Regions from separate parts of the Mus musculus genome. Here region 2 is linked to region 1. The links are chromatin loops, found by intact Hi-C in ENCODE. Cell type or tissue: left cerebral cortex. All regions are shown on one strand. Each heading gives the region's core, and the rest is flanking DNA. Links, peaks and the distances in the headings are about the cores only. Region 1 overlaps Tut7 (terminal uridylyl transferase 7). Region 2 overlaps Naa35 (N(alpha)-acetyltransferase 35, NatC auxiliary subunit).

Region 1 (15,924 bases), core at 3,534-11,533:
CTTGCATTCCATGCTATCATTTCTACAATGAGCCATGAAGAATGCTTGTAGACCCTATGTACAGCAGTATAGTCCACATGTCCTTGATGTGCGTCCATACCACGATCCAGGAACAACAGAGAGAATCCCCTCTTGGAAATCAAAAAGGGGATGTGTAGGGAAAGAGGGCTAACTCCTCTGGTGAGCAGCACACTATTTTTAGAGTGCTTTGAAAGAACTAAAATCCATGACGCTGTAGTCATTGAATTCTGGCCCTCATATTTTTCTTTTAAGTTGACTTTCTATTAAAATCTTCAAATCTCTGGAGATTGGTGGTATAGTTAGACTATATTAAAATTTTTCTTTTCCTTATTAACAATTTCATTAAAATTTAAAAAATTACGATGCCCCTCAACTGTTACGTTGAAGCCTGATCTGTGTCACTGTGTCCTGTGCCATGAACCTAATTTCCCAAGTGGCCACGGACACCTGAGTGGCATTTCCAGTGCTGCAGTTCCTTCCCTCATGATTCCTGCTGGGTCCTCTTCACTGAGGCTCTCCCCTGAGTCATATATTTACTGGAAAGGCTACCTAGGAGGGAAAACAAAATCCAACATAAACGAAAAGAATGGTGTTTGAGCAAAGTCACACAATACTTATTGTCAGTTACTGACAGACACGTGTCCCACCACAAAGGGCACTCGTCCTGAGTCGAGCAGTTAGGCTAGGTATAAACAAGTGCACAGCCATCAGAGGCACTGGGCAGTGCTTAGACACTGCTTCCTCAGTGCTGGTAAGGTACAGCCCCGAGGCTGTTCAATGCAGCCACAGGCAGGCACTGAGGCTGGAAGAAACATTTTGAAAGTTCTTTACATAGGATATTCTTTTTGTTTGTAGCTCACAGACTGCAAAGAGATCGCTGGCCAGAAATTAGTACCTCATACCATTACCCTTTAGAAGTCTAGTAATACCTTATGGATGTACAAGGAGAAAATAAAATTCTCTGTACTTAATTAGTAGTGAAGCCATCCACAGCTTACAACATGTACTGTGTTCTGGAGTCTGAGCACATACAAGAGGGAATGAGAGCCCATGTGGCTACTACTGTACAATGAAGGCTCTACTCAAACCAATGGAAGGAATGCAAAGGGTTTAGTAACTGGTACCATGCCAGCTACAGGTTTTAAAAGCAGAATCTCATTGTGAGGCCTTGGATGACTTAAAATTCATTATGTAGCCCAGGCTAGCCTAGAATTGCTTTTTGCCTGCTTCTGAGTGTGGGGATTAAATACTACACCATGACCACCACACCTGGCTTGCACCCATAACTTCTGAGGGGGAGAAGGAAGCTAGCTCCCTTCTTAAACTGTCACTCTTGTCATTTCCAAATGAAGTGTAGAATTAAATGTAAGTAAAAGAAGTCAAAGCGCAGCAGTTGTCCACATTTTCAGAAGCATGGACACAACTTTCCCAAAGCAGCAGCTTTAGCAATGCCCACCACACAAGCTTTCCCTTTATTTCTTTTCAACCAAATGGCCTGACATTTTAAAATTTAGAGACAGTCTAAAAGATTGGTAGCTATCTGCCCCATTTATGTATATTTATATAACTTTATCACTGACTAGAACTTTAAGGCCTATTAAAACAACAACAATAACAACAAAAATCACACCACTACCAAACCATTTTCCCGCCATATGACTGTGTGTATGAAATAGTTTCATGTTTGTGAATGCGAATATGTGTTTGGACACTGTGTGTGTGTGTGTGTGTGTGTGTGTGTACGCATGCACATATGATGGAGTCAGGGCTTGGTACTGGATGGTCCCCCCATAGTCTCCTCCTTATACATGGAGGTGGGTTAGGTAACTATGCAAGTCTGCTCTGGAGCTCCCTCCCTCCACCCCCTATGCGATGGATTCCTAGCAGGCTGCCATGTTACCTAACACTTACATGGATGCTCCGATCCAAACTCTGGTCCTCTTTATACCCACTGAACATCTCCCCAGCCCCACCAATGGCCTTTATGATAATTTAAACAAGTACTACTTGCTGAGACATCAGAGGAATGCACCTGTTAGCCGAGATGGCAAAATCAAAGGTAAGAGCACAGCTGTCCATCAACATGTGCTCATTAAGGAAACTAGAGTGGGTCAGAGACTTAGTCTACAAAGGGGCTCAAGGGAAACTATTTCTACCTACAACACAGACATGGGTCACATGTTAATATGTGACAGCTGTCACTAACTTACTTTCTGAGCTATTTTATTGGCAAGAACAAATCTTAGCAATCTATAATTTTTTCTTGTAGAAAGCAGAATACAGTTTGTAATAAAATTTCCCCATAATAAATTTAAGTTAGTAAGTTTTTAGTTGTAGGATTTTTTTTTTTTTACTGAGATGAATAACTAATAACTTCTTTATAACTAAGTATATGTTAGTTGGCCATGGCATTTCTAGGTCTATAACATCTACATTTTTTTCCCCACTTTTTTAAAACTTGAAAAATTATAGTAAAACTCAACTTTAAAGATGTGTAACCTCTTAAGCCCAGCAGTGCTGCTCTCTGCGGACTTGGGGACAGTGTGGGGACCAGGAACCTTCTCTGCACTCACGCAGCTGCTCAAGTGTTTGCACGCAGCTCCTCAGCAGTCAGCTCAGAGCCGAGAGAGCGGAGGTGTGTGCAGGGCAAGGGGCGCCCCCAACACATGGAGTGGAAACCAGAAACATGCAATAAACTGCTCACACTCTGTGTTCCTTCATGTGCCTAACATCAGGAACATCAGTACTTTTCCTGTGTGAAATGTTTTGGGAATATCTGCTTAAGGTCAAAGTTGCTTAAAACAGCATTCTTTTAGTCTGATTATACATGTACATCTTAGATCTTCAAACTCCCAGATCTACAGGGAAAATGAAGCCACTGACTGGTGCTGTCTGTGGCTCACACCCTTCCAGAAAGCTAGGGTCATTTGAAAGTCAGTGTGGTTATGTGATATAGCCCACCTCTCTTCCCCAACCTCGATCAGCTTAACTGTGGGGCACCATTCCCCTTTCACTCTGTCTACTGGGCTTGGAGGGTATCCAACAGCACTCTGATTGTGAAATGGTGTGCTCCATGGAGAACAGCTATGACTCTTCCTGAGCGGGACTGGAGCTCCTGTCCCTTGTCCCTCTTCCTGCTTGTTTGTCACGTACAATGCTCTCCTTCTGGTCTAAGTGCAGTTAAGACCTGGAGAGCTCTGTTTCCTTCAAGTCACATGCTCTTATTCTGCACACCAGCACAAATCCCAAGTACTTTAAATTTTATGTAAACAGATACGACACCATGGTTGGGAATGTCACGTAGACAGCAGTGTCTGCCCACCATATATGAAGCATTACATGGGGATTCCAGGGCCACATGACACCCTAGCTTAAAAAAAAAAAAAGTTCTCATTATTTCAGTGTTTCCTTTCCTCACTAAAGAAAACTAAAACAATCGCAAATACTTAAGATCATGCCTCTTGGTGCTGAAAAAACTTAAGGAGTTAAACACATTAACAATTCCACTATTTTTCCCCCCATGAACTGCATTCATAGTAGAAATAATAGCCCAAAGCTTCCTCAACTCTCCCAGAGTGGTCAGTGTCCTAGCTTCACAGAAGAGGGAGAAAGGCCAGGAGAGACAGCTTATCCTGAGGGGCAGCTGAAGACTTCTTGCTCTACCAAAGTCAGCATTAACAAGTCAGTACTTTCCCTAATATTAGGATGGCATTCCCTAAATCCACAATGGATGTCTGAATGCAGCTAATCTGTGTTCTACATGTTATGACACACCCACTCTGTGACACTGCTGTAGTAAAAGTTCTATAAGCGCTGTCATTAGAAATTTCACTTTTCTGTGTTGGGGATGGCTCAGCAGTTAAGACCAGGGTTTGGTACTTAGGACCCACACAGTGGCCTACAAGCATGTGTAACTCCAATTCTAGGGCATTCAACAACCTCTTCTGACCTCCACAGGCACCATGTACACATGAAGTACATATAGGCACACACAGGCAAAACATTCATGTACATAAAAAGACCTCCGAGTTAATTTTTAATAAATGACACAAGAACTTAAAAGGGACGATTGCTCATGCTCTCTGGGCTTACCTGCCCATTGTTAGCCTCCTTTAAAAGAGGTAAAGAGAGACCAGGGCTGGCTGATTAAGCAAAGCTGTCCCAGGAAGGACTCCGTTTACATTTTCTCACAGTTTTGTTCTTTCCTATGATATTGCTGAAAAAGCCACTTTTACCTCAGTTTTTTCCCTCTTTTTTGAGAGTCAGAAGACGACTTGAAATACTAGCAAAAGACCTTCTTACCCTGGTATCACACCATGTTCTCTTGAGTAACCCTCCATAGGCCTGAGATATGGCAGAAGGGGGCTCTGCCCTTCACACCACAGCCCAGGCTAAGCAGGCTCCTTTTCTTGGTATTCTGAACCTAGCTCCCAAAGCCTAGGTTCTCTGCAAAGGCTTCACTGAGCTCAGATGCTAAGCCCGGTGCTGAACTCAGTTTCCACACAGAGCTCCAAGCAGCACCTAACCAAGCACTTCCTTCACTTGTACTCTGAGCTCAACTCTGGCGCTTTCTGTTCCTCCTTTGACCATCTTTGTTTTTTTTGATTTCCATGGTCCACATGCATCCCTTTCTTCCATGTGGTTTTACTTGCTAGAAGATCTTCCTGAGTATAGTGGGTTGAAATGCAATGGCCACAATAACAATATTACACTCTTCTGCAGCCTGGACCAGTTAAATGCCAGCAGGCTCATTGTAGTGGCTATTCCTGGTTGTCAACTTGACTATCTCTGGAATGAACTACAATCCAGAATTGGAGGGCTCACCTGTGATCCAGATCTTGAGGCTGGAAGACACAAATTTCTGACCTGGATCTCCGCATGGAGATCTTGAGGCACAGTGGCCATGAAAAGGTTAGGCCCAGGAAAGGCAGTAGATGCCTTTAATCCCAGGAGTCTAAGGCAAGGAGATCTTTGAGTTTAAGGTTAGCATGGGACAAAAAACAGGTCCCAGATCCAGGTGTGGTGGCACACATCTTTAATCTGTACCACACCTTCTGCTGGAGACCTACATAAGGACATTGGAAGTAGGAAGATTCACTCTTCTTTGCCTGCTTGCACTTACTTGCCAGCACATCTGTTGGAACCTACATCTACAGAAGAGCAGCTGAAACAACTAGCCTCGTGGGACTGAGCAACTACTAGATCCTTGGACTTCCCACTCACAGCTGACCATTGTTGGGGTAGTTGGACTCCAGACTGAAAGTCATCACAATAAATTCCCTCAATAAACAGAGACATTCCATACATTCTGTGACTCTAGAGAACCCTAATACACTCATATACTCAACTGGACACTGGCCTTCTCTAGACCAGAACTCCAGCTACCTTCAGTTCACCACTGACTCCTATTTCTCCTCAGAAATTTCCTTTATTTTTCTGGTTCTTAGACAAAGCCTGTCGTGTCATCTGATCCTGTGTATCCATGTCACAACCCGATGCATTCATTTTGCTGGTGTTGTCTTCAGAACACAGATGTGTATGGTTGTCCTCCCTGGCATTCTCCACCCACATGTGACCATCGTCTCTACGCAACTACCTTGGTAAATACTTGAGTGGCGTCAGTGTTCCTGTCCTAGCCATTTACTACTTCAAAGAGCACCATCCCTCCATCACATCTGTAGCTTCAAGAAGCTAGACTCATCTACTCCAAGTTCACCTCTCACTGCTCCTCCATGCCGACAGTTAAAGGTCTACCAGCCTTCAGCCTGACCCTCATCTCCTGTGATTCAGCTGCCTCAGGATGCGATTTTATTAGAGAGGATACTGCATACTCAGCATCATCTGTGCTTTTCCTGCTTAAAGCATCTGTCACCATATGGCTACCCTTTATTGTTGCCTGCTTCTCTCTATTGTCTACTCCTGACAAGAATGTAGAGGAGGAGCTTTGCTGCTCACCGAGAAGTGTTCAGTGCTGGGGCTGGTGCCCTGCAGTTAGAGACAGTCTCAGCAGATATTTACTGAAGAGATAAATGAAACAGTTGTCTGGGTGCAGAGTGGAGGGTTCAGGTTATAACTTTCTTTCCTTACTCTGGAGCATGGCAGCTAACATTCACAAGGAGAAACCGTGAGGGCACAGCAAAGACAAATCCACAGCAGTTACAAATGTGCAAGAAAGGCTTCCATGGCTAAGGGAGCAACTCTTCCTCAAATGAAGCAGTCACCCAGAGAATCTGAAAACTACACAGGCTGCACTTACCCATTGAACATCAGATAAGGATCAAGGTGGAAGCAAGGCAAGAGGGTTTTTTGTTTGTTTAAAGTTCCCTTGAGAAGTTCTGATATCCCTGTCAGAACCACATAGGAAAGGAAGCATCTCAAAGGCATGTGGTAAAATATTCAGAGAAGAAAACAACACATATCTGATCCTTTAAAACCACATACCTGACTGGGGACTCAAAAATATGGTTGTTTTTTGTTTCTTTTTGTCTTCATGTAAAAGCACTGCCTAAAAAATGAAATAGACTGGTTTACAAAAACTGAAGATAAAGCAACAGAAACAGCCTCAGACCGCATCCAAGAAGAGCTGGGGTTAGGCACGAGGTTGGCCCAAGTTAGTTGGAAAGACAGACATGAATGCAGGAGCCATCTACCAAAGCCCCTACTACCAGGGCCCAACAAGCCTTCCCACACAGTATGTGGGAGACAGAAGGAGCAAGCACCAGAGGCCAGCCGGGAGGGCCCAGCACACAGCTGCAAGCACTCCCAAAGGCTGTGAGGGTGAAGAGGATGGGGGGGGCTCCCCTCTCAGGTTTGGGCTGGCGTTTACCTGAGCAACTGGTCTCAATGGGCTAGGTGAAGAGTATGCAGACACATAATCTGACTTACACAAACCTACAGAAAGAGAGGAACACTTTTGTTCCTACTTTAAGTTAAAGCAACAGTCTTTTTCTAAAATGTTTTAAGACATATTTTCTGATGACATGATGGAATTCTACACAATCCACTGAAGGAATGATGGGGAAGGGCGTTGAACTCTGGGCACAGAAACATTACTGAGTTAGCACCACGAAGCACTTGCTCTACTCTGACCCCTTCTGTTCGCAGATGCCAACTGCTGACACTAGTTATGAGTACTGCATAGGAAGTAGCCAGGCTTCTAGACTAGGACTTTTTCTTAAGGTTGCTGATCCCTAAGGTTAGCTGCCAGGTGTACAGTCAGGCTGACAGAACTGCCACTCTGAAGCTTGTGTGTGTGTGCACATGCATGTGTGTGCATGGGTGTACACGTATCTGGAAAAAGCTAACCTCTGAGTCCATTCCTCAAGAGCAACCCATTTTGGTTTTTTGAGGCAGGGTCTCTCACTGGCTTGGTCAGGCTAAGCTAGCTGTTTTCGAGCTTCAGGGGTAGATCTGCCTATCTCTGCGTCCAGCACTGGGATTAAAAGAATCTCCTACACTGCTTTGCTTTTTATGTGTATCCTGGGACCAGAACTCAGGTCCTTGAGCATGCACTAACTAACTGAGCTCTCTCTCTTTTAACATTCTTTTTAAAGAAGCCATGCAGTATTTTTTTTCTTTTTTTAGATTTATCTTATTTATTACATATACAGCATTCTGCCTGCATATATGCCTGCAGGCCAGAAGAGGGCACCAGATCTCATTATAGATGGTTATGAGCCAATATGCAGTTGCTGGGAATTGAACTCAGCACCTCTGCAAGAGCAGCTAGTGCTCTTAACCTCTGCGTCATCTCTCCAGCCTCCCTGAGCTATCTCTTTAGGCCACAACTCTTTTTTTTTTAATTTTTCTTTTTTTTTTCTTTTCTTTTTTTTTTTTTTTTCTTTTCTTTTCTTTCTTTTTTTTTTTTTTTTTTTTTTTTTTTTTTTTTGAGACAGGGTTTCTCTGTATACCCCTGGCTGTCCTGGAATTCAACTTTGAAGACCAGGCTGGCCTCAAACTCAGAAATCTACCTGCCTCTGCCTCTCAAGTGCTGGGATTAAAGGCGTATGACACCACTGTCTGGCTCTAGGCTACAACTCTTAAACAGTTTTGAGACGTGTTGGTCTTGCTACTAGACAAAGGGATGCACCTGGGGGGGTGGGGGAGGAGGCAGAGGACAACTATGCTGGAGGAGGAGGAGGGTACCAGAAGATCTGTTTCATGCTGTTTGTAAACACAAATATAGTATGTAAGAACAATTTTGGTGAAACTATGTTAACTTGTATCTATACTGTCTAGTTCCCTAGCTTAAAGGAGGCAACTGTTTGAGCTAAGTGAGATGATCGGTAACTATACTCCTACTGAAATAGTGCCAACCTGACCCTGAGGAGCATGTCAACTGAGTGCTAACATATCAGCATTTTAATTCTTTTAATCTTGTCTCCTTATAAAGGAAAATCAAGGTGAATGTTGAGGTTAAGTCCCAAGCTACTTAGAAGAACAAGGCTGGGGTTCAGCTGACTCAGGCTGGGGTACCCAGAGCCAAGTCATCCATAAACACTCGAGCATTGCATAAATTCTCTCTATAAAGCTCCTTAGAAAATAAATGAGGAGAAGCTGGGCATGACAGCACATGCTCGTGACCCCAAAGGCAGCAGGAGATACTGAGTTTGAGGCCAGCTAGGGCTATGCAGCAAATTCTAGGCTGGCATTGATGACAATAGTGAGTCTCTGCCTCAAAAGCCCTAGGGGGTGGGGAGTGTAGGGTGAGAACAGGGCACATAAAACTTTCAGTCTTAGAAGTTGAGACAATTTGCCTGGCAGACTCGATTTAATAAATCACTCAAAGCACCAGAGTGCTGAGAGGAAGGAACCACAGAGCTGCCCTCACCAGCACCCTTAGCAGAAGAGCAGTAACAGCTACTCTCTAGTGTTCCTCAGCTACAATTATCCAATTCACCTAGGCTTATCCTACAAGGCAGTACAGTATATAAATTGTTCTGAAGACCATAGCATACACAACTTAAAGGCATCCAGACAGTGTCTTAACAGTCTATTAAAAGGTACTTATCCATGGACCAATTCACATCCAGCAATTAGAGGTGATTTAGTTTTGTGTTCAAGACAAGGTCATACTATGTTGGCTAGGCTGGTCTTTATTCTCCTGGGTAAAGTGTTCTTCCTGCTTCAGCCTTTTAGGTAGCTTTGGTTATAGCCATGGACTACTGCATCAAGAAGACTTGTGGTTGACTCTCATCTGTGGATCTGTGGGCTGTTACTATGGTCCCTGATAGAAAGGTATTAAATAAGGGCTAACAATGAAACCCTTCCCAGTACTCTGCAGACAAGAACACTGTCAACAACCGTCTATTCTCTTTCCTGCTTAGAGTGTGTGGGTGCAAATATACTCATTTGTACATGGTGGTAAGCCACCACCTCACCCAGTGTCTAGGCAGTGCTGTGACTTACAAACGTACACAGTGAACAGCATGCCTCTAAGTGTGACTTGCTTACTGGATACTGAGACAATGTTTATATGGACTGGAGAGGAGACTAGCATTCATTGACTATCTTAGACTTTCATAAGGCTACCTAGACCCAGGAATAAGCAATTCAGCTGTACCCAGGGTGTGTGTGAATGGGATGGGGAGCTGCAGTGCTTCCTTACACAACCGTCCTTAAAGAAACCGATACAAAATGTGAAAAGCCTCTAGACCTCTTATATCCCTTGACCATGAACATCACGGTTTCTGGAGAGTTGTCTGTACCTGGAGAGCCTTTGAACTGTGGGCATTCCTTTTTAATGTGTCCTTCTCTTCCACAGATGAAACAACGCTTTTCTCTCGAGTCTCTGTCGTCCTGTCTCTTCCACTTTTCTGTGGGCGTCCTGAGGAGCTTCTCCCGGCCCAGGTCGACAGCTGCCCTCACTGGCTTGGCTTTCGCAGCTGCACACGGTGTGAGCTTATCTTCTTTTGTTGACACTTCCTTTTCTGTGTACTTGTTCTGAATCTCTTTGTCCTCTTTGCTTCTTTTTTCTTTGCTCTCAGAGTACCTTTGGTTTGGGGTATCTTCCTGGTCTCTCCGTCGCCTCACTCTAGTGAAGATAAAATACTAATAGGAAAAGTGTCAACAGAAACTTATGGGAGTATCAAGATGTGTCCAAGTGTAGAGATAGCTAGGACCATAGAATGTGAAAAGGAGGCCGAGAATGTGACAAAGCCTGGCTTCTGTATTAAGATCTCTGCTGTCCTTCAGCACCCACAGACTGTGGGTAACAGGTGGCCACTCAGAAACCAGCACCCACAGTTGCCCCAGTCCTTACAGAAAGTCACGTGCTATAGCATAGCACATACACATCCTCTCAGTTACACTGTACTGTGGAGAGGACAACAAGAAAAACAAGTCTATGTGTTTTGAACCCAGATGCAGTGAGTTTCCAAACACCCTGCTCTGCAGCTGCTGGAACTGTAATCTTTAGCGCAGAGCCTGCCTGTCACCAGTGCTGCAAGCAGTGCTTCCTGCTGAGACTCAGTACCTGCCTTCTAAAATACATTTCTTTTTACTTCAGGTCCATTGGTGTTGTATTTACACGTGTGTCTGTGTGAGGGCGTTGGGTCCTCTGGAACTGGAGTCACAGACAGTGTGAGCTGCTATGCTGTTGCTGGGAATTGAACCCCGGTTCTGTGGAAGAGCAACTAGTGCTCTTCACCATTAAGCCAGCTCTCCAGCCCCAGTGCCTGCTTTGATACCTGCATGATGAAACTCAAATCATATGTGTAGTGGGTTGCTGGTCAGCCTTTTTGATGTATTAGCTTTTATTAGGCAATGAAAATTTGAACTGTAAGACTTGAATTTCTCAGAAAAATTTTAACAATGGTTTTAAGGGGTTCTATCTTCAAGAATGTCAGAGTCACTTTTTCCTTTGTTATAAAGAGTGACTTTCTTTCATTTATACGCATATACATATGTGTACCATATATAGTAAGTGTCCATGGAGGCCCTGGAATTGGAATTACGGGTGGTTGTAAGCCACCAACTGTAGGTGCTGGGAATGGAACCAGGGTCTTGTGCACGAGCAGTTAGTGCTCTTACTGAGCTGCATCCTCACATATTGTTTGTTTTTTGACGTAACGCCACACAGCCCAGGCTGATTTCATATTCCCTTTGTAGCTGAGGCTGGCCTTGAACTCATGTTTCTCAGCCTCCCAAACACAGGAAGTAGTAATAAATGGTACCACCCCAAGGTATTAACAATTTCTTTCTGCTCTGCTGATTACTATTTCTTAGATCCCAGATTGTGACCAACTTCCCTTAAGTGTATTTTGAAATGAGACTAGCACTGTTTAGTTGAAAGCAAACCACTGTCAGCCAGGAGAACAATGATCCAAGCCGACCATAAAGGTACCCCCTGCCTCTCAAAACATCAGCAGGAGAAAGCATGGTGCCCAAACACCTGAGCTACTGAAAATAATTACTAAGGATTAAACTAATTTAAAACCAAACCCAAACCCAAAATAGGGAAGAAAAAGTGTTTAACCTGGCGTGAGAGCCAGCCCGCAGCATGTGCACCCATGGCCACATTTACATCAGTTTATTTTCATTTTTAAAAAACAGTATTACATTTATATGAAAACTGCTCAATTTCTGTTGGGTTGGTCTTGCACGCTGTGTATTCAGATGCTGAGTTCTGTGCCCCAAGATCAGGCTGCAGTCAGGACATGGGCATTGTACTGACCCATGTGCTATGAAGAATGCTCTCCAATAATCTCTGATTGGATAATAAAAGGCTGGAGCCTGTGACTGAGTGGCAGGAGACAGGAGGGTGGGACTTGAGATTGAGTAGAGGGTCTTAGAGGAAGGAAAAAGGGGACAAAGGAGGCCAAGAAAAAAAAATCACCCTGAGGAGACACATGGAACAGAGCAAACAAAGGAAGACTCAGTTGACAACTAACTCAGCCCTGTGGCTGGACATAGGTGAGAACACTAACTCAGTCCTATGGCTGGCGTAAGTTAGAACACTAACTCAGGCCTATGGCTGGACGTAGGTGAGAACACTAACTCAACCCTATGGCTGGACATAGGTGAGAACACTAACTCAGCCCTATGGCTGGGCATGGGTTAGAACACTAACTCAGCCCTGTGGCTGGATGTAGGTGAGAACACTAACTCAGCCCTATGGCTGGACGTAGGTGAGAACACTAACTCAGCCCTGTGGCTGGATGTAGGTGAGAACACTAACTCAGCCCTGTGGCTGGGCGTAGGTTAGAACACTAACTTAGCCCTATGCCTGGATGTAGGTTAGAACAGTTGAGAACCTGCCCTGTATAGTGCCAACAGCTTATTAGTAAAAATAATACGTTTCTGTATTTTTGATTTGGGAGATATATGGGCCACAGTGGGGCAGAAACTCCCATGAAAATTTCCAAGTGTCTTTTTTCTGTATCAGTAGACTCACATTTAGAAACTGGGACAAGAAAATGAAAACCCAACCCTTCCCTTCGGAACTGGTGCTTACTTCCTCCTCATGGGACAGTCCTTCATGAAGTGCCCGATTTTCCCACAAATTCGGCAGCACCTGTCATTTGGGGCCAGTTCTCCCTCAGTTAGGACATCCGGATCAAAAAAGTATGCCTACAAGAACACAGCTGTGTAAGATGAACTGTGAACAAGACCATGGCACACCATGAAATCAGTGTGAGAACAGGTTGGTATTTTAGTATGTGTACCACTCATCCCCAACACACCTGCACACCAGGGAGCAGCACAGTGACACAATAGCTGACACAGATCATCTAAACTATGTCTTTTATGCCCTCAAGTTGGAGGGCACTGACATATAAGACATAATAGTGGCTTCAATACTGCAGCAGAAGCTGAGGTCACAGAGAGCCTGTCATGAGACAAAATGGCTAAACTGCAGTGAACTGAGAAACACACAGTGCAAACTCTGTATTAAAGTAAGGCAAAGAGCTGCAGGCTAGTGCTGCTGCTGCTGCTGCTGGTGCTGCTGCAGGAGGAGGCTGGGATGATGCATCCCCCCTGCACACCTCCTGGAGAAATCACTCATCTGAACACACTGTGTAGGTGAAGGAGCTCTTGAACAAGTACGAGAAACACCACTGTAAATGTCCAGAGCAGTGTCTGACAGGAGCTCGACTATGATTTGCTAGAAGTGCCTACTTGCCCACATGCAGAAGCTGAATCAGTGCTCCTGATTGTTCCTGTTGTTCAAAGGGGACAGAGTTCTGGATAGAGAAGGAACATGTCTGGAGAGATCTATTGCAACAGAGTGGCTAAAGTCAATGATAAACATTTCAAAGTAACTACATATTTCCAATGCCACACCATGAAGTGACACAGGAGGAAACAGACACACCAGCCAGCTCGATTCAACCACACCACATTGCAGACTTATTTGGTGCTCAAAATGTGCATCTTAATTGTTCTCTGGCATTTCTATCAAAAACTCACCAGTTTTGAGGGGTTGTCCTTTGGAAATCCTTTGACTGGAATTCCAAATACTCTTCTACCATTGATAAAAGCTTTCATTATAAAATTTGTCACTATAAGGGAAATAGTAAGAGTTCAATTACATGCATTAAGAGAACAAGAAATTGCCCAGGTTAACAAACAAGAGGCACTTACTTTTCCTCGATAATCCAGCACCAAGATTGTGATTCAAATCGAAGGGATCTGAGTAAAGGAGAGAGAGAGAGGGGCAGGTGAGACAGCAGGGGAGACTGCCAGCACTCATCTCATTACCTTGGCGCACACACACACAACAGTGCCACCTTCTTTGCTCATCATCCAGAGTTATGCACAGCTCAGCAACAGTCAAACCTACATATCAGGTGAGATTTTCCAAAAGCATGAGTAAGAAAATAGCTCTGTATCATCTTTATGATCTTTATAAAAGTTCTTCTTATTGTCCAGGTTGCCTACTTCTGGAGGAAATCCTGAGGAAGACTCACTAACCAGGTCATTTAGTGGTGTCCATTCTGTGTCACAGTAGAAGTTGCAAACATAAATAAACCAGGTGTGCATGCCATGCCTCTGATCTCATCACATGGGAGGCAGATGCAGAAAAACAAGGGATTGGAGGCTAGCCTGGGCTGTGTAGCTGAGTTCCAGGCCAGTCTGAGCTATCGAGTGTCACTATAATGGTAAACATTGATTATCAAGGGCCAAGGAGATGATTCACAAGAACCATGAAGAGCCAGATGCAGAGGACAAGAACACTTGGGATGAAAGAGGCAGCTGGACAGGTGCAACTGAGTGGACGTACTCTTCAGCATGCTTCTAAACCCAAATATTATTTTATAGATGATTTAAAATACTATACACATGACTAATGATCTGGTCATGGTCATCATATGAAGATCGATATCATTTTCTTCCTAAAACAGCACTGAAAAAGACAGAGGGACAAACTAGGATCCATCCTTTTAGAGCCCTCCATGCAGACGTGAAGAACTACATTTGCAGAGCACCACAGCGGGCGTCTGGGAGTGAAGCTAGGCACCATGATTCTGTCCACAAAGCTTCCAGAGGGCAGGCACCAAGCTGGGGAACATGACACTCAAAGTCAGTCAACTGGAGCACAGACGACAAGTGCCATCATCCCAGGCTTGCCCTTTCCTGCTGGTGTGTGTGTGTGTGTGCGTGTGTGTGTGTGTGTGTGTGTGTGCGCGCGTGTGTGTGTGTGTGCGTGTATGTGTGCGTGTGTGTGTGCGTGTTTTACAGTTTGGGTGTTTGCTGGTTATAAAAGGCAGATTGTACATTAGTTACCATACAGTTGGAAGCATTGCTATTAATCAGGCCTGGTTGAGAAGCTGAGCAAAGACTGCTTTGGCTTTTAGGTTAGCTCCCCAGTACTGGGATTAGATGTGGCCATCACACTCTCAGTTCTGCCTTTTTCTTTTTAAAGTTCACTTAGTAAGCTGAGCAACAACAAATGACATGGCAATCTGCCTTCACTAATCTGTGCTTTGATAGGAGCCTCTAGAACACAAGTCCCTACCATGCATAGCCCAGGTAGTGCTTATGGCACTGCGTCAGTACTGCTCGCAGTAATGAAATAATCACAAAATTCACACTCCATCTATGTGACAGTGTGATAAGAAAAGGGTCCTGTGAGACCAAGAAGACATTTTCTCAGTCCCTTCCCAGCTCACTTTATAGCACTTGACCTTCATTCTGTCTTCTTTTTTATTTATTTATTTATTTTTTAATTTTTTGGTTTTTCGAAATAGGGTTTCTCTGTGTAGCCCTGGCTGTCCTGGAACTCACTCTGTAGACCAGGCTGGCCTCGAACTCAGAAATCCGCCTGCCTCTGCCTCCCAAGTGCTGGGATTAAAGGCGTGCGCCACCACTGCCCGGCTTATTTTGTCTTCTTAAAAACTGAATCCCTACCACTTAGGAACAACTAACTATACACGTCAATGGTTTCAGTGGACTGTTGAATTCAGTAGGGTGACTTGATTCAACTGCTTCGCTCCTGGGTGCCGGAGTCACACAGAGGTTTGGGCACAAGGTCCATCAGGAAAGGACTCTCTCTGGGGTCAACACTGAGAATCATTACAGACAGTCCTTTTCCCAACAGTATGTAAAGGGCTAAGAATCCACCTCTACTGGCACTCTCCATCCCTCAGTAAAGACTTATTTTTATTTTAGTTTTAAACTTTCTTATAAAAATATCACCCAGTAGAATTAACCAGACCCAAAGTCTATACAACTCTCTGAGCCCCCGAGCATCTGGGACAGGCATTCGAATCTGGAGCTGTGGAACTACACACTAAACTTTACACATTTAGTACTGAGTGCTTTATGCACTTACCATGACCAAAAAGTAAAAGTACACGGCAGAATTAAATTAGGAAGCCACTCGCTGTAGGCTTTAAAGCTCTGCTGTCCCAAAGCTGCCTTGCCTCTGCTGCTGTGCTCTACTGCCGTGGTCCAACAACT
Region 2 (15,924 bases), core at 5,225-13,224, 150 kb before region 1:
CCTTAGGAATAGAAGAGCCAGAGGTAGCAGCCTTGACTCAACTACCACAGAAACATTAGTATTGTAATCTTGACCTTAGTTTAAAATAAGGAGAAAAGGAAATGCAGGACAATTCCTGAAGGAGTATACTTTTGCCATAGGAAATCATATTTCACAAAAAGCTTCCTTTTCCCATCTCTTTATAAATTCTGATATTGAAGTCTTTAAAAATGGGCGCCTGTGTAAGAAACGTCAACAGTGTAATTGTGCATTTCTTACATGCATTTAACAAGATTTAAGAATTTGGCATATTGTTTCTTTAGGATAGAGGAAGTTCATGTTGACAGTTACTAATTTGTCTGTGTGTTACAGCCGTTTTGTAGTCTTGTTCAGATCCATGGCCATAACAGGGCTCGGCAGAGAGACAAGCTTGGTCACATTCTTGAGGAGTTTGCTACCTTGCAAGATGAGGTAAGAGCCAGATGTCTTTTGTACAATTCATCAAGACATAGGTTTCAAGAATAGCAAGCTCTTGTGAGAGCATTAACGATAGTCACAGAACTTGGCAGTGTGACACAGAAGGATCATGCATTGAGGCCAGCCTGGGTCTCACAGGATACTTTTTTTATACTTTAACTTTTGAAAAGCAGTTCTTCAAAACAGTGATTTGTGGATTAATTTTTTACTCTGATATACCTGTTTTTCCACTTAAAATGTAACAGTTTTATAGTCCAAGAGAAGCACGTACTTGAAGAAATGTGAGGATATACCTTATAAGCATCTTAAATCATGGCTTTGTCATCAAGATAAATTGTGGCTTGTGTAGATAACTATGGTTTCATGACAAGTTACCCGACATGAAACAGTTTAAAGGTGACTCACGGCCAGCAGTGGCTCCCATTACTAACACCACAGACCTGAGGTCACAAGTTGAAGCTTGTCTGTTTTAAGACAGGGCCTGTTTCCGCAGGCTTATTTTTAGCCATTGGGCGGGCTCACATGATCCTCCTGCTTTAGTCTCTGGAGTAGACTGGTGGTGCTCCGTGCTTACAAACATGTCCACCTCCTTGCCTGGATAAACTAACTTGCATTAATGTGCATGTTTATTTTGAGGAATAATTTGGGTAAATATTAAGTATTGCAGGGTAAGACCTTTGCAAACCTTACCATTGATGCATTTGAAAGGAAGACTTTGTTTGGAGTGTGAGATTTACATCTTCTGCTCATATTTTCAGATTCTCTTACTATCTGACTAATTGACCCTAAAGTAACAATTGTTTTGACAGGCAGAGAAGGTTGATGCAGCGCTTCATACTATGTTGTTGAAACAGGAGCCTCAGAGACAACATCTGGCCTGCTTAGGAACCTGGGTTCTTTACCATAACCTCCGGATTATGATCCAGTATCTGCTCAGTGGCTTTGAGCTGGAGCTGTACAGCATGCATGAGTACTACTACATCTACTGGTGAGCGCTGTTGCCGCTAGCAGTGATGGCGAGAGCAGAGACGTTGTGTGCATCTATAAAGTGTACAGTCGGGGTTGCTGTGTGCATGCAGTCTCTGATCACACACGCTTCCCTTTCACCGTGCTGAGGCACGGTCTCCATGCCAGCTGGACTGCAATCCCCAGGTTACTTTCCTCGTACAGTCTCACTGTAGGAACAGTGGTGTTAGAGATGCGAGGGACTGTATTTGATTTTATAAGGATAGGCTCTGGGGATTGGAGTCCTGTGGTCGGTCTTTCTGACAGGCTCTTTGACCAGCACAGCCATCTCACTGGCCCCTGGAATATTTTTCCTTAGTGCATTTTTACTGTTGTGGCACAGTTGGTAAAATATTTTGAGAATTAGAGCTAGGTCAAAGTATACATCTTTAGTGCTGTAACATTACACAAATATTGCTGTAACATTACACAAATGTCCTTTCTGTTGTTGGAATAATTCTATGGAAAATACTCATAAAAATAAATGGGTTAATTCGACCATCTTTTATTTGCAACTGTGGAGAAGAGAGAGTGCTGTTTGCTGACTTGTGCAGCACTAGTGGGTGCATGGTGCGGGTGCAGTTGGTGGAATGCGCTCTCTTGTGGACACCATGACTGCAGGCTAATCACTGGGAGATGAGCTGCAGCTTCCCCTTCAGTGGAGGGAAAGCTAGGGAGTTCTATGAAGAGGCTGTTTGCGGCTATCTTAGACATGAGAACAGGTAGAAAATACACAGCAAGCAAGTGTTGATCATCACGATGACAATCGTGAATTATCTTCACCTATCAAGGGATCGAGACAATTTTAAACAGTTTCTTCATCAAATGTCAAAATTTGATATGTTACACTTTGGTATTGTTTGCTCTTTAAACTTATAGTTAAATTCATTTAACTTAATCATTGCCCTGAGAGAGGAAAGACTATTGAAGTCCTTAAAAACGAGCAGCTGGTGTTTGGAAGGGCCCTATCAGCCCTTTCCTTCACCGTCTGTCCTCAGAGAATGTGGAAAGTATCACCTGTTATCTCGCTGGGGACCTTTGCACTGAGGGGACAGAGCAACCTTCTGGCTGTATGGTATTCAGTGGGGATTCCTTTGTAGTCTGTAAAGTGATACTACATGTCCTCCTTAAGAGCCGCCAGGTGCCTCTTGATGTTCTGCACTCCTCCATGCAGTGGTGGACCCCTTGTGCCTCCTTCAGGAGCTGTGACGATGCAGCTTCAAAACACAATTCCAAAGGCAACTTTAACTAGTTTCCGTGGGCCGCCGATGGCTCAGCAGGTCAAAGCATTTTCCACACAAGCCTGATGACCTCAGCTCCACCCACAGGAAAGGTGGGAAGAGAGAGCGGGCTGCACAGACCTGTCCTGTAGTCTGCATGTGTGCTCTCTGGACTCATCGCCATCTGTCACCCTCACACAATGTGAAGAAGAAGAATAATACATTTCAATGTAATGTCTTATATGTGCTTTGATATTGTAGCCTACCTGGTATCTTTCAGGGCAGTTTTGGAAATAGGCATCCTAAAATAGGTATAATAAGAGATCATAAACATCTTATAGATCTTTGGTTTTTAATTGTATATGAGTAGTCTTTAATTTACCTTATTCCTGGTTACACTGAAAATAGTGCGTCCCTTCTCCTAGATTTGAACTGCTTTTCTGGTTTAGAGTGCATTGTAAGGTTAAATTCTTTTTTAGCGTTGAACTAGAATATCTTATTTTATATTTTGAATAAATTTAAATAAGCCTAGATGTTTTTAAGCTTTAGAATGATTGTTATATAATACTAATAATTTCTGTACTTTCTAAATCAGTTTGTTTCATTTTTGTTGCAAAGAAAATATTTACTTAATAGATTGGAGTGAATTGTGTCCTGACAGTGAAAAAAAATTAAAGATATTCTAATTTGTATGAATGTAGATAATTATCCAGAAATCTTTTGAGAAGTTGTAAACTGGGAAAAGGGAGAGATCATGTCTAGTGCTCATTTTACATAAGATCTACTCTGATCAAACGGCAAAAAAAAAAAGTTTTTTTGTTTTTTTGTTTTTTTGTTTTTTTCAAATTTTAAAGCATTACAAACTGTCCACGTGGGGTTGAAGGCACATTAGAGTATTTGCTTGTGTTCGTCTCTGAGGCCATGGCTTCAGTCCCTCTTGTCAGGATGAAATAATAAAACCTGTCCATGATTACTAATACTTGTGTTGGCAAAGCTGTCTCCTGTAGCTCTCTGTCATTAATTGATACTCTGTGACTGTTAAGGTACCTCTCCGAGTTCCTGTATGCATGGCTGATGTCAACCCTGAGCCGCGCTGACGGCTCTCAGATGGCAGAGGAGAGGATCATGGAGGAACAGCAGAAAGGCCGCAGCAGCAAAAAAACAAAGAAGAAAAAGAAAGGTGCTGTAGACCGCCTGAGTCCTGTTCTGACAGTGTCTTAGGTTAGCAGGCTGCCGGGTGTTGGAATTACAGGTGTGCGCCATCACATCTGGCTGTGTGGACTGTCTGATAGACACGTCTGTGACGAGCTCCTTGTGAGCCGAAGTGGCTGCATGTGTCTGCGGGCTTCTTTCTCGCTCGCCATCATTAACGGAAGAGAGACTGGATCCCAGCCAGCATTAGTGGTGGGCCTTGCTTCTGAGCTCCTTTGCACCTCCAGGCACCAGAGGGTCTTAGAGCAGGAGGCAAGTTGTCCTCAGTTGTACAAGCAGACTAAGTGGGAGAGCAAGCAGGAGTCCATCTGGAGTTGTCCTGTCGTGGTGGGTGTGGACAGGCAATCACAGATCTCTGGGAAGCAGACGTTTCAAAGGCTCTACAGTACTTCTTGCCAAAAGTCGTTGGTATGCTCTTTGAAGAACACAGTTGCCTAACTTGTCAGCTCACTTCAGTTGTATTATTAGTAGATTTTGGTCATAAAGTTTACATCAGAGAAGCAAAAGTGAAGTTTATGTTCAGTAAATAAGCAGGGGGTGGGGTTTTTTTAAAAAGCCAAAACCTTCTCTCATCTATGCCTACAGCACTTCCTCCTCCCTCTGCTCCTTCCAGTTTCCCAACATCAACTCCTCCTGATTCTTTAAAAAAAAAAAATAGAGCAGAGCAGGACATTTTTTTTAAATGAGTTTTTCTTCTTGTTTCTCTTAATTTAAACTTTATGACCAAAATCTACAGATAATACAACTGAAGTGAGCTGACAAGTTAGGCAAACATGCTCTTCAGAGATCTGGTACTAAAGAATTTTGGCAAGAAGTAATGTGGGAGGGAGGGAGGGGGAAAGATTATAAAGATTCTTTTCTCTAATTGCAGTTCGTCCGTTGAGCCGAGAGATCACAATGAGCCAGGCCTATCAGAACATGTGTGCTGGGATGTTCAAGGTAAGTGGTGAGAATCGAGGCTTCTGTGGAACTGCCATTCGTACAGAATGTGTTTAAAATTCCCTCTTGGGCTGGAGAGATGGCTCAGTGGCTAAGAGCACTGACTCCTCTTCTGAAGGTCCTGAGTTCAATTCCCAGCAACCACATGGTGGCTCACAACCATCTGTAATGAGATCTGATGCCCTCTTCTGGTGTGTCTGAAGACAGCTACAGTGTACTTTATAATAATATAAATTATTATTATTATAATAATAATGGTGCAGTTTAACAGGCACCTTTTCCATCCTCATATTCCTCAAGTAGTTGACACCTTACCTCATGAGTAGATGGTTCTAGCATTCCTAGGATAATAATATGTAGGAGTGGACTCTAGTGTGGCTGGCCTGAGCAATACCAGGCATTTTTGCAAGGTTCCGGGTATTAATTTTCACGTAGTACTGAGAGGTCTCACCTGAAGTTACATAAACCAAGAGGGGAAATTGGAAAAGCCCTTGGCCTGTGTGATTATGTGGCACTTGTTCCTTCAACATCTTACTTAAAGTCTCAAAGCAGTGACGAAGCCTGAGGTGTGGAAGAGTGTGTGTGATCCCATTGGGGTCATTAATCCCCTGGGAGTTTTAATGATATATCAAAAAAAATATAATTAATGTATCAATCATTGTCTTCCTCTAACTCCTCCCATGTATCCCCCTTGCTCTCTTTCCAATTCATGGTGTCTTTGCTACACACACACAATATGTATATGCGTGTATATTCCTAAATATATAACTACAACCTGGTCAGTCCATATGTTACTAGTGTGTGCTTATATGTATATGGTTTTAGGACTGACCACTTGGTATGATAACCGATTGGGGGCTGGAAGGTTGTTTGTATAAATCATGGTGCATTGGTTAGAACGGATGAGAAGTCTGTTTACTCTGGGCTTTTCTGGTTTCCGAGATAACGTCTTACATACATGAGTTGCTGGTACCTTCGTCACTCTTGTTGCTTTTGCATTCTCTTCACCTTTAGACGATGGTCGCTTTTGACATGGATGGCAAAGTGCGCAAGCCCAAGTTTGAGCTTGACAGTGAGCAGGTCCGGTATGAGCACAGGTTTGCACCGTTCAACAGTGTGATGACGCCGCCACCAGTGCACTACCTGCAGTTCAAGGTGAGCTTGCTGCCTGAGGTCATGGTGGTGCCACCCATCCTGCGGGCTGTGGGACTGCTGCTAAAGATGATGATAAGGGGATAATTGAGATTTGGGGTACACGGGTTAAGAACTTTGTGTCACATGGGCACAGATTGAGATGTTTTCAGCATTTGCTTAAGAGTCTGGGGAGCTGGAGAGATGGCTCAGTGGTTAAGATCATTGACTGCTTTTCTGGAGGTCCCGAGTTCAAATCCCAGCAACCACATGGTGGCTCACAACCATCTGTAATGAGATCGGATGCCCTTTTCTGGTGTGTCTGAAGACAGTGACAGTGCACTCATAAAGTATACATGTAAAGTAAATAAATAAATCCTTAATAAAAAAAAAAGAGTCTGTATGGATGGGTAGTCAGAAGGTTTATATTAAACATATTGTGATAAATCATTCCTTCTTTTTAGGAAATGTCTGACCTCAATAAATACAGCCCTCCTCCTCAGTCTCCAGAGCTGTATGTGGCAGCTAGTAAGCACTTTCAGCAGGCAAAAATGATCCTTGAAAATATCCCCAATCCAGACCGTGAGGTAAGTAAGAGTGGGTTCACTGTACGTCCTTGGGGAAAGCATACATCCTGCCACTGGGGGTGTCAGCTATAATGAGTCAACCAGACAGGCTGTCAAATTGCAAGAATTCCAGGTTAACCATTTTAAGTCTCTTCCCTCCACCATAGGGCTTCACTCTTTTGTCCAGGCTGGCCTCTCAGCTCCTGGTAATCCCCTTGCCCTCTGCCTCCCTAGTGTTAGGATTAGGTCATAATCTATAATACCCAGTTTCCATTATACATTTTAAATATGAAAAACTATCCAGTTACTATAGAACATTTTATACTTGACCATTTTGAAGTAAAAGGCTATTGCATTAAAAGACTGATCAACAAGAGCAAACTTTGAAAGCAAACATGGTTTAAGCATTTGATGGTTTGATTATGTGCATTATCCCCAGTGTAACTGAGATACATCTACTCTGTTAGTGAGGAGTTACTCTTGACATGTCTAAGTCACTGAGGGAACTCTTGATGCAACTCTCAGTGCCATGTGATTTAGCATTGTCTGTCAGAACCAAGCAGTGCTGGGCTCAGATGGAGTGTGCTTGCCTGTCACACACAGCACCGCAGATAAACACATGTGCACACACACAACGTAGAAGATGAACGAAGATGAATACTCAGCATAGCAGGTCTTCATTGCAAACAGCACAACTGTAATTTGGTCACCGACAAGGTCAAGGAGATTCAGATAGCAAGGGTTAAAACTGAATGGTACGCTGCCATTTCATTGAAGGTTGGCTGAAAAGACTGGGTATTATATGAACAAGTCACTTCCATTAAAAGAGGATTAATGATAGTACCTTAGGCTCTAAGGGGATGTTGAATGCCTTGGAGAAGAGAGTAGGAAAGAGATAAAAAAATCATATTCTAGTGGGGCGTGATCGCAGAGGCAGAAGGATCTCTCTGAGTTCAGGGCCAACCAGGGCTACATAGTAAGACACTGTCTCAAAAAGAAAAAAAATATATCTTCTGGCTAATAAAAATGGTAGTTACAGAAATTTGAAGGAGGTTCAATAACAGAAGACATTTCCTTCATTTATTCAAAGTCTTTCCAAGCACCTATTATAGCAGAAATAGCTGGTATGGGCTCAGGGCAGGTCGGTAGGAGTCATATTATGTATTGTACAGAGTGTAGAACTCCAACCATTTTAAATAACCCATTTTAGTAAATTCTAGAAGGTGAAGTAGGTCACATAGGCATTCAGGGATGGACCAGGACCCACATGCAGGACAGACCTATCTGTCCCTGGAGTATTTGGACAGCCCCAGGGACTTGGGACTCATGTGGCTGGAGTGGGTAGTGAGGGAGGAGCTGTTGGAGTGTGAGCAGTGGACAGACAGCTCTGACTTGTGACAAAGGACCATTCTGTGCTGCTAAAACTGACCCGTGCAGCAAAGGTGGGAGGAAGCCGGAGCAGTGGTCCAGTGAGCGGTGCAGTGGGTAATCAGCCCTGATGTGGGATGCGGAAGGAGACAGGATGACGTGAAGGGTTTTAGCCTGAGCAGCTGAGTTAATTGATCTATAGGGTCACAGTGTGGCTTCTGACATGTCAAATTATCATCATCATTATTTTTATATTTTGAGATAAGGTCTCATCCTGTAGCTTAGACTGGCCTGGAACTACTACCAGGCTGCCCTCACCCATGGCAGGCAGGTCCCTTGCTCAGCGTCTCAGGTCTGAACTTCTGTCTCCCTTTCCTGTTAGATGTTCAGGTTGCTATCCATCTCCCGTCCATCCTGCCCTTGTTTATCTCCACAGTGGTCAGGAATGCAGCAGTGGGAGCTTCAAGGTTACCTAAGGGAAACCTTGGCTTTCCTATGATCGATCCTGTGTTCAGTGTTTAGAGTAGTAATTGTCAGAGAGGACAGGACAGCCCGTCCGTCAGGAGTGTTTCTAAGCTTCACACACAGCCATGCTCTCCTAAGGGGTGTGCATGGAGAAGTGCAGAGCTGGGCTGTTTCCTGTCTGTGGACCCACGACTGTTTGTGCAGCACAAGGCTGAGTACACTGACTCAGTCCTCAAAGCAGTTTTTATGGGGTGAGAGAAGTTGTCTAAGGACTGATATGAGCAGCTCACTGAAGAGAGCTTTGCTCTCGGGTGAAGCCACTACATGGCTCCCTGAACACCCCTGTGCTTGGCTGCAGTCCGGCAGTGGCAGAGGCACTCCTCTGTGCAGACTTAGCTTCCTGCTGTGATGCTCGTGTTCTTCTTGTTTCAGGTCAGTAGAATCCTGAAGGTTGCCAAGCCCAACTTTGTGGTTATGAAGCTCTTAGCAGGAGGACACAAAAAAGAGTCAAAGGTGAGTGTGTTGTAGGGAAGGGAGTGCAGAGCTCCTGTGTACTGTCACAACAAAGGATACCTACCCTCTGTTCCTCCTAGAAGAGGCTCAGCCACCACTTTTCCTCCAGACGGTTAGAGACTTAAAATCTCAACTTTCTTTTTTCCCACTCCCATATAATCACTGACTGCCTTAGGACAGTTGAGGAAGCATGGAGCAGAGTCAAGAGCTCAGAAATGGGGCCTGGGAAGAGAGTCGGTGGTCAGGGTGACTGCCTCCCGGGCTGACCTGATCAGGCGTGAGAACTGGAGCCTGCCCAGCAGGACAGACCCTACACCCACATACAAATTAGATGGAATAAAGAATTTTAAAAGAAGTCCTGTAAAGCAGATTTGGGGAGAGAAGGTACTTAAATGTCACCTGCTTTAGGGAGGCAGTGGCTTCAGTAGTGTCTTAGTTAGGGTCTATTGCTGTAGAGACACCATGACCACAGCAACTCTTCTAAAGGGAAAGTTTGGGGTAGCTTACAGTTGCTGTTGTGACAGGAAACATGGCAGTGTGTAGGCAGAGATGGTGCTGGAGCTGAGCGTTCTACATTTGGATCTGAGGCAGCAAGGAGAGACTGTCACACTGGCCAGACTTGAGCCCACCTCCACACTGACACACTTCCTCCAACAAGGCCACCCCTCCTAACAGTGCCGCTCCCTATGGCCAAGCATTCACACACATGAAACTATGGGACCAGTCCTAGTCAGACCAGCACAGGTAGTCACATGTGGTAGAGCCATGTGTCCACATGTGCATGCATAGAAGCAGGGCCATTTCGCTCAGGGTATTGGGCGTGTCCTCAGGATGGGTACTTTTTCACTCAGTCGTGACTGGTGTGTAAAACAGGGCTCCCTGGACCTGGCACTCCCCAGTTCAGCTAAATTGGTTGCCCAGCAAGCCCCGAAGACCTGCCTGTCTCCACCTTCCCAGCACCAGAGTTCTGGGCATGTGCTGTCGTGCTCAGCTTTTACCATGGGTGCTGGGAATCAGACCTCGGGCTCGCATGCTTGTGCTGCTTGCACTGCAAATCCTGTACCAGCTCAGCCATTTCCCCGGCCCCAAGACTTAAACGCTGATAAGATGTGGCGTTGATATGGAAGATCTGACTTGTTACCCTAAAGCTGAACTGTGTTGCTGTCCTGATCTGGTTGAGCACTTTGTCTGAAGTCCATTTTCCTTGAACGTTCTCTGAACAAACAGCTGGCTAGGTATTTTCTGATGATCTGACAGGAGAGCCTCCTTCCTCGTTTCTGTCCTCTGACTGCTGCTGTTATACCAGTGTCTGTTGCACTGTCCTATTTCTGAAACACAGGAACTCTAACCATGCACATGGAGCCACTGACTTTCTGGCTTTCTTTTTAGGTTCCTCCCGAATTCGACTTCTCTGTTCACAAATATTTTCCTGTTGTGAAACTGGTTTGAAAGAGACTGCAAAGATGACCGTGTCCACTCTAGGGAAGACATCAGTCTGCCACACATGGTGACAGAAAGTGGATCTCTTGAATGACAGACAGCTTGCTACAAGGAAGACTTTTCAGTTTACCACCCTTACCTAGAGAGGATGAGAACTGCTGTTTTAAAGTGGTTTATTGTACTCCATGGGGTAACTGGGCTGGAATGCATTGGTGAACGCTACATGGTTTGATTACAGACTTAATTGTAAACATTTTTTTAATGAATGATTGAGTGAAATAGTGTTTGTAAAGGTTAATAAATTTCTTGACAAAAAAAAAAAAAAAAAAAGCTGCCCTGTGGAGAACTAGAGCGCCACCTTCCGAACAGGCAGTGCCAGCGTTACCCAGAGTCTGCAGGTGTAAGCCTCTACTCCCAAGCTCTGAGGCTTGCAGGGTCAGGCTTCAGTTACCCTCAGCTATGTACTATGTTTGAGGCCCACCTTGGCTACACGAGATTGTGTCTTAAACACCAAACAACCCTAAAACTTGAAGTTTCAAAACACAAGATTTATTAAGGATTTAAGATTCTGGTCAAATTACAAATTGATTTTGAGGTAAGAGGATCGCTAAAGTACATGAGGATTGTGACTGTGTTGTGACACAGATTTCTAAGGGTCTTTAGTCATGCAGTTGAAGGAAAACCACATCACACTGCAGTGTCTGCTGCTGGTATCAGGTAGGAGTTTGTAGGCCGCTGAGTTTCAGGTCTTGTTGGAAAGTGGTGCATCCCTTTGTTCCAGCTGAAGTCCCAAGTGCCCTGAGGTGTAGGTTTTGTTCTTGGCCACCAGCAAGAGACCCCATCCTTGATTTGCTGCTCATTCCTCTGCTGGTCTTGTCACTGGTGTGCTGTGACAACTGTCTAAGCCCGTGGGGTTTCCCATTTGTACTCTGAAGGGGCAGTGCTTTTAGCAGAGTGAGCCACCCTGAAATTCAATCTGGCTTTGTGGTTTGGCCTGACTATTGCTAGTTCATTTGGCTTACAGCAAAAATGACTCTAAGATTTCAGTGGCCTAACTCTAATGTGACAGTGTTCGTTGGTGCTGAGGATGCGACCCAGGGACTCACACATACTGGCTAGGTAGAAGTTCTCACGGAGCTATGCCAGCCCAACCCTGTGGCACCTTCCATTTCCTAGAAACACTGAAGCATGCCTGACTGGACTTGATCAAGATGCTAGCGAAGACAGGATGTTGGTTACTTCCTGGTCAGTACGGAGGTGGTATGGCTCAGCTGTCATGCATGGCTATTGGTACCCTGGAATCTTAGAACCCAAAGGGTAGAATGTGGCCCTTACCTATTGTACTTGTTAAAAAGGAAATCAGCACAGCCTGTCAGCAATATCTACACTTTAAACCCAAACCAGATTAAGGTAGAAAACAAGCACTAGAAATACAAAGTCCCCTTGAGTTTGGGACCTAGGAGCAGAAAAGGTGTAAGAACAGTCCATCTGAGGCTCTGGCAAGTTAAAGTGTAAAGGAAAATGGCTTGTGACATTAAACAGTACTCATCTAAACATGGGGTAGAACTGGGTAGTTCTGCAGTGAGAAACAACCCACGTCTGCCATAGGGGTTTAAATGTGTGCTTTAAAGAGGCACAGACAGCTGGACCACCCGGCATCCACTTCACTGCAGGGATCTTCAGCCCCTGTGCCTCTAGTGCTGCTGCTTCCTATTTAGCCAGCACTTCAGAGTCAGATCAGCCACTCTTCAGAGAGATCGTTTCTGGAACGAGTCGTCAGTGTGACTGCAGTCAGTCTGCAATCAGAAGCTGCTGATCGGAATCAAGACTTACGATGCATTACCATCAATGAACTACAAATCTTTCAAAACTAACATTCACCTTGTGTGTTTTTCAAACAGTATATAAACTTGGGAAAAACAGCTCGTGTTGCTCTTGCCTTCGTAGGAATCCAGCTTGAAACCTGAGTATCCTCCAGCAGCCAACCCTTCCTCTTGGACACCTCTGCCCATGCAGCCTTTGTCCAGAGCGCAGTGCAGGCACTGCCTTTCTTAGTGAGATGAGTGACTTACTAGAAACTCTGCCCAATCAAACAAACACAGACCATAGGTGCTCGCATTGTCAGTAACTTCATAGTGTTCTGTACATCAAAAGAATAATGAAGGTTATTTAAACCAGTCTTTTTTAAAGTAACAACTCTCACTGATATTTGAGACAGGGGCTTTCATTCTTGCTCATCTTAGCTTGGCACTCACTATGTTGCTTTAGGCTGGCTCAGAACTTGCAGCAATCTCCTGCCTCAGCCTTCCGAATCCTGAAGTAAGCCAGATATGGTGGCTGTCTTTTAATTAATGCAGTTTTTGCACAGAACAGCTTTTGTATAGAACTGACTAGTGGTGTTTATGCTGACGGTAAGAGCTCTAGGCCATTGATGGTGGAATCAAGTGTGTGCAGGAGTGATGAGCTACTTAATATCTGTGGACAGAAACTGGCAAGCGGCAGCACAAGGAGGGAGCCGCTGTGGCCAGCAGCTGCCCTCAGTCTACTCTGTCTTACACTGCAGGGTGAGGAGGTGCTGCTGCCTAGACAGGACAGCCTCATTTCTCTTTTTGGTGTTGACCTGCTTAAGAAATACCTGTTAATCAAAGCTTGATCAATTTTGACATCTCTTGTAGACACTTTAAAAGTACCCCCAAACTGTCTGAGATGGTCCCATTTTTTTTTCTTTGCAAAATGTACTGATTAAACCCCACAATAATGGGCCGACGTTCATTTCGCTGTCCATTTCACAGTTGAGTCACAGTGAACCCCCGTAGGATCTCTTCAGGCTTGTTGAGGAATATGAATGCCTACTTGATTTAGAATGTGGCTCTGCCTTTCACTCCCGACGGGCACATTTATTATGCCTCTCTTCTGAGCGTCAGCATTAAGAACTAAAATGCAAAAACAATTATTTCAGTATTAAGCATGTTGGGGAAATAGTGTGGGCAGGCAGGTCTCACTTCCTGGCAGGTTTTAGTTATCATAAAGAGAACTTCGCCTTCCACAGCATCACTGCCGCTTAGAATTGCGTGCCCATCTAGAGAACAAAAGAAATCACAGGTACAGCTAACTGGCACAGGACAGAGCTGAGCGGTGAGGCAACACTGGGCTGTGTGGCCTCCTTGAAAAGGCAGCACTAATCCTGAACAAGTGGGACAGCAAGACAGGACACAAATCGTCCAGCCATGGTAGCTGCATGCTTACAATTCATAGTGCTTTATAAGAGAACTGGGGAACATGTCCAGAAGTTAGGCTCTGTGGCACGCAGATCTCAACCTGGAAAACACTGAAGAAAACTAGTGCTCAGAGCTGCAGCGCCATAGAAAGCAAGAAGCTAACCTTCCAAAGGTCATGGATTGAGTAAGGGGCAGATGCATTAAATTCCCAAAGACTGGTTGACACTGACTGCTGTATGCAGCCCAGAAAGGCAGAGTGAAGCACTTTCTAGGTCAGTAGCACGGTACTGCTGATGTGTGCTCGGAGTCAGAACAGAAAGGCGCTTTGTCACAGATCCTGCGTGAGCGTCTCTAGAAGGCTCACAGCAGACAACTAGTTCAGAGGCATCTAATGATTGGACTAACACCTAGTGTGGAACGACTAGAGTGCCCTGGGCATCTTGTTGGGAAAGCCCTGAATCACTAAAAGCAAGCCTGTGATTTCTGGGACACCTTTGCTCTAACCCTGCTCACCACTACCCCACTTTGCAGGTCTTCTAAAGAACACAGTTTCCCTGAACAGACAACTACTTACAGTGTTACAGGAAGGTGACTACTCCCACACCACCCTGTTCTTACCATTTATATTTCTGTCATTCCCTGCAAGGGCTGCCTGCTTCTCCCTCTCAGATTCTGCTTCGTTTTCATCCATGTCGTATTCATCTCCTGGGTTCTTCTGGCCTCCCCCTATGAAACCAGCACACCAGACAGACAGAGCATCATTTTATTCCTGATGTCACTGGAACGCCAGCACCAATACACACTGTCACCCAACCTGTACCTCAGAAAGTAGCCTGACTGATGGCGCTCACACCCAATACAAATGCCATGGCGAGTACCCAGAAAGGCATCGCTTCAACACTGAGGCTATAAAAGTCAGCTCTGTGCAACGCTATAGGTGGAACAACAATGTGAACTAACCAGTAACCCCCCAGAGCTCCTGTCTCTAGCTGCATATGTCGCAGAAGATGGCCTAGTCGGCCATCATTGGGAAGAGAGTCCCCTTGGTCTTGCAAATTTTATATGCCCCAGTCCAGGGGAACGCCAGGGCCAAGAGGTCTGAGTGGGTGGGTAGGGGAGCAGGGCAGGGGAGGGTATAGGGGACTTTCGGGATAGCATTTGAAATGTAAATGAAGAAAATACCTAATAATAAATTGGAAAAAGGAAAAAAAAAGTCAGCTCTGTTGACTGAACCCTGGCACACAAAAGCTGCAGGCTTTATTCCTCACACACACACACACACACAAACACACACACACAAAATCCAAAATAAGCCATGATTCAGTCTGAAAATGACGAAACTAAATGCCTTTTTGAAAAGGAAAATCAACAAAATTAAGGAAAAGCACCACTGTTTAAGGAACTAGGCTAGTGGTGGGGGATGGCAAGCAATGGCTTCTCAATGACTCCAGTGGAGAGAAGGGGGTAACTACTGCACCTCCATGTCATGTACAGAATTAGGCTGGTCACAACCATGTTCTGCTCTGCAGAAAGAGCAACCAGGAAAGATCACAGAATGAAGACGAGACCACAGGTTTCTCCCGAACATCTAAAGTGTGTGTCATATGAGGAGGCCTGGAACATCTGCCCTGCTTCAACCGTGATGTGGAAGCAGCACAGAGCGCTCTGTCTATTTATAATCTAGGTGAGGTTACTAGTGCATGTGGAAGCAGGCACCCCACATAGGCCTGGTAGCCCGTGTCTACATTTAGCCGTGACACTTCATGTCCGTAGTCAGACACTTGAGTGCCACCAGAGTGGGGTTCCTCCCTTCCCTCAGAAGCATCTTTTTGCTGTAGGTGTGGAGCAGGGTTCTAAGCAGTGACACTCAGTGGGAGGCTGATAAAATGCACCCTTATCTAAAACAACAGACGACACTGTTCCAAGAAAGGCTGAAAGAATTAGACACATTTCCTCAATTCTGTTATTGGATCCAGCTGGGAGCACGGGGGCCATTGGTGCTCCTAGCTCCAAGGCTTGGAAAGTCCCCATATCCTTAAGGCAGCAGAATACACTCAAGATACTTAGCTGAACCAAGCTCCTACTCTTTCTAAAGAAGAGGGAAAGGAAGGCGGAATTCAACGAGACACTGTTCCTCAGATGCAGTAACATCCTTTGTCACGTCTTCCTTCAGTACTTCCAAGACATAAGCACAGAAGCAGGTGGAAACAGGTGACTGCCCACCCGGCCGCCTGCCCAGCCGCCTGCCCGCCTGCCAGGAAGCAACATTTAACCAGCTAAGCTTCCATCTCAGCATGCCACACACCCTGGAAGTCCCTTTAATATTGTTCTCTTGATAACGAACAAATAAACATACAAAGGAGTGAACAAGGCCACTTGGTAAAATTGAAG

The links. A loop is a pair of places that touch in the nucleus more often than their neighbours do. Peaks named below come from ENCODE experiments on the same cell type or tissue, not always from the same donor. Only the 100,000 strongest peaks of a DNase experiment are listed, where the experiment ranks them.
Region 2: it touches region 1 in a loop (2.5-fold over the local background); 2 of 42 quality-filtered maps call a loop at or near these places.

Annotation. Positions count from the first base shown.
Region 1 is chr13:59,772,290-59,788,213 of GRCm38, forward strand. It overlaps Tut7 (terminal uridylyl transferase 7), which reads right to left. Exons shown (of 27, transcript NM_001373962.1): 23 at 13,606-13,653; 24 at 13,432-13,523; 25 at 12,476-12,591; 26 at 9,729-10,054; 27 at 1-570. The coding sequence ends at 503. Etohd2 (ethanol decreased 2) reads left to right here. Exons shown (of 2, transcript NR_015349.3): 2 at 1-1,391. Among named protein-coding and RNA genes, the nearest start is that of Etohd2, 10 kb to the left of the region's middle. In left cerebral cortex, for the core only: CTCF peaks have their summits at 7,112 (motif pointing left) and 7,657 (motif pointing right); a DNase peak (open chromatin) is centred at 7,124.
Region 2 is chr13:59,624,154-59,640,077 of GRCm38, forward strand. It overlaps Naa35 (N(alpha)-acetyltransferase 35, NatC auxiliary subunit), which reads left to right. Exons shown (of 23, transcript NM_030153.2): 16 at 352-450; 17 at 1,266-1,444; 18 at 3,725-3,861; 19 at 4,765-4,832; 20 at 5,847-5,987; 21 at 6,428-6,550; 22 at 8,795-8,875; 23 at 10,265-10,645. The coding sequence ends at 10,324. Golm1 (golgi membrane protein 1) reads right to left here. Exons shown (of 10, transcript NM_001035122.2): 9 at 14,152-14,259; 10 at 10,843-13,248. The coding sequence ends at 13,139. Among named protein-coding and RNA genes, the nearest start is that of Golm1, 44 kb to the right of the region's middle. In left cerebral cortex, for the core only: no CTCF peak of the experiment used is centred there; a DNase peak (open chromatin) is centred at 10,179.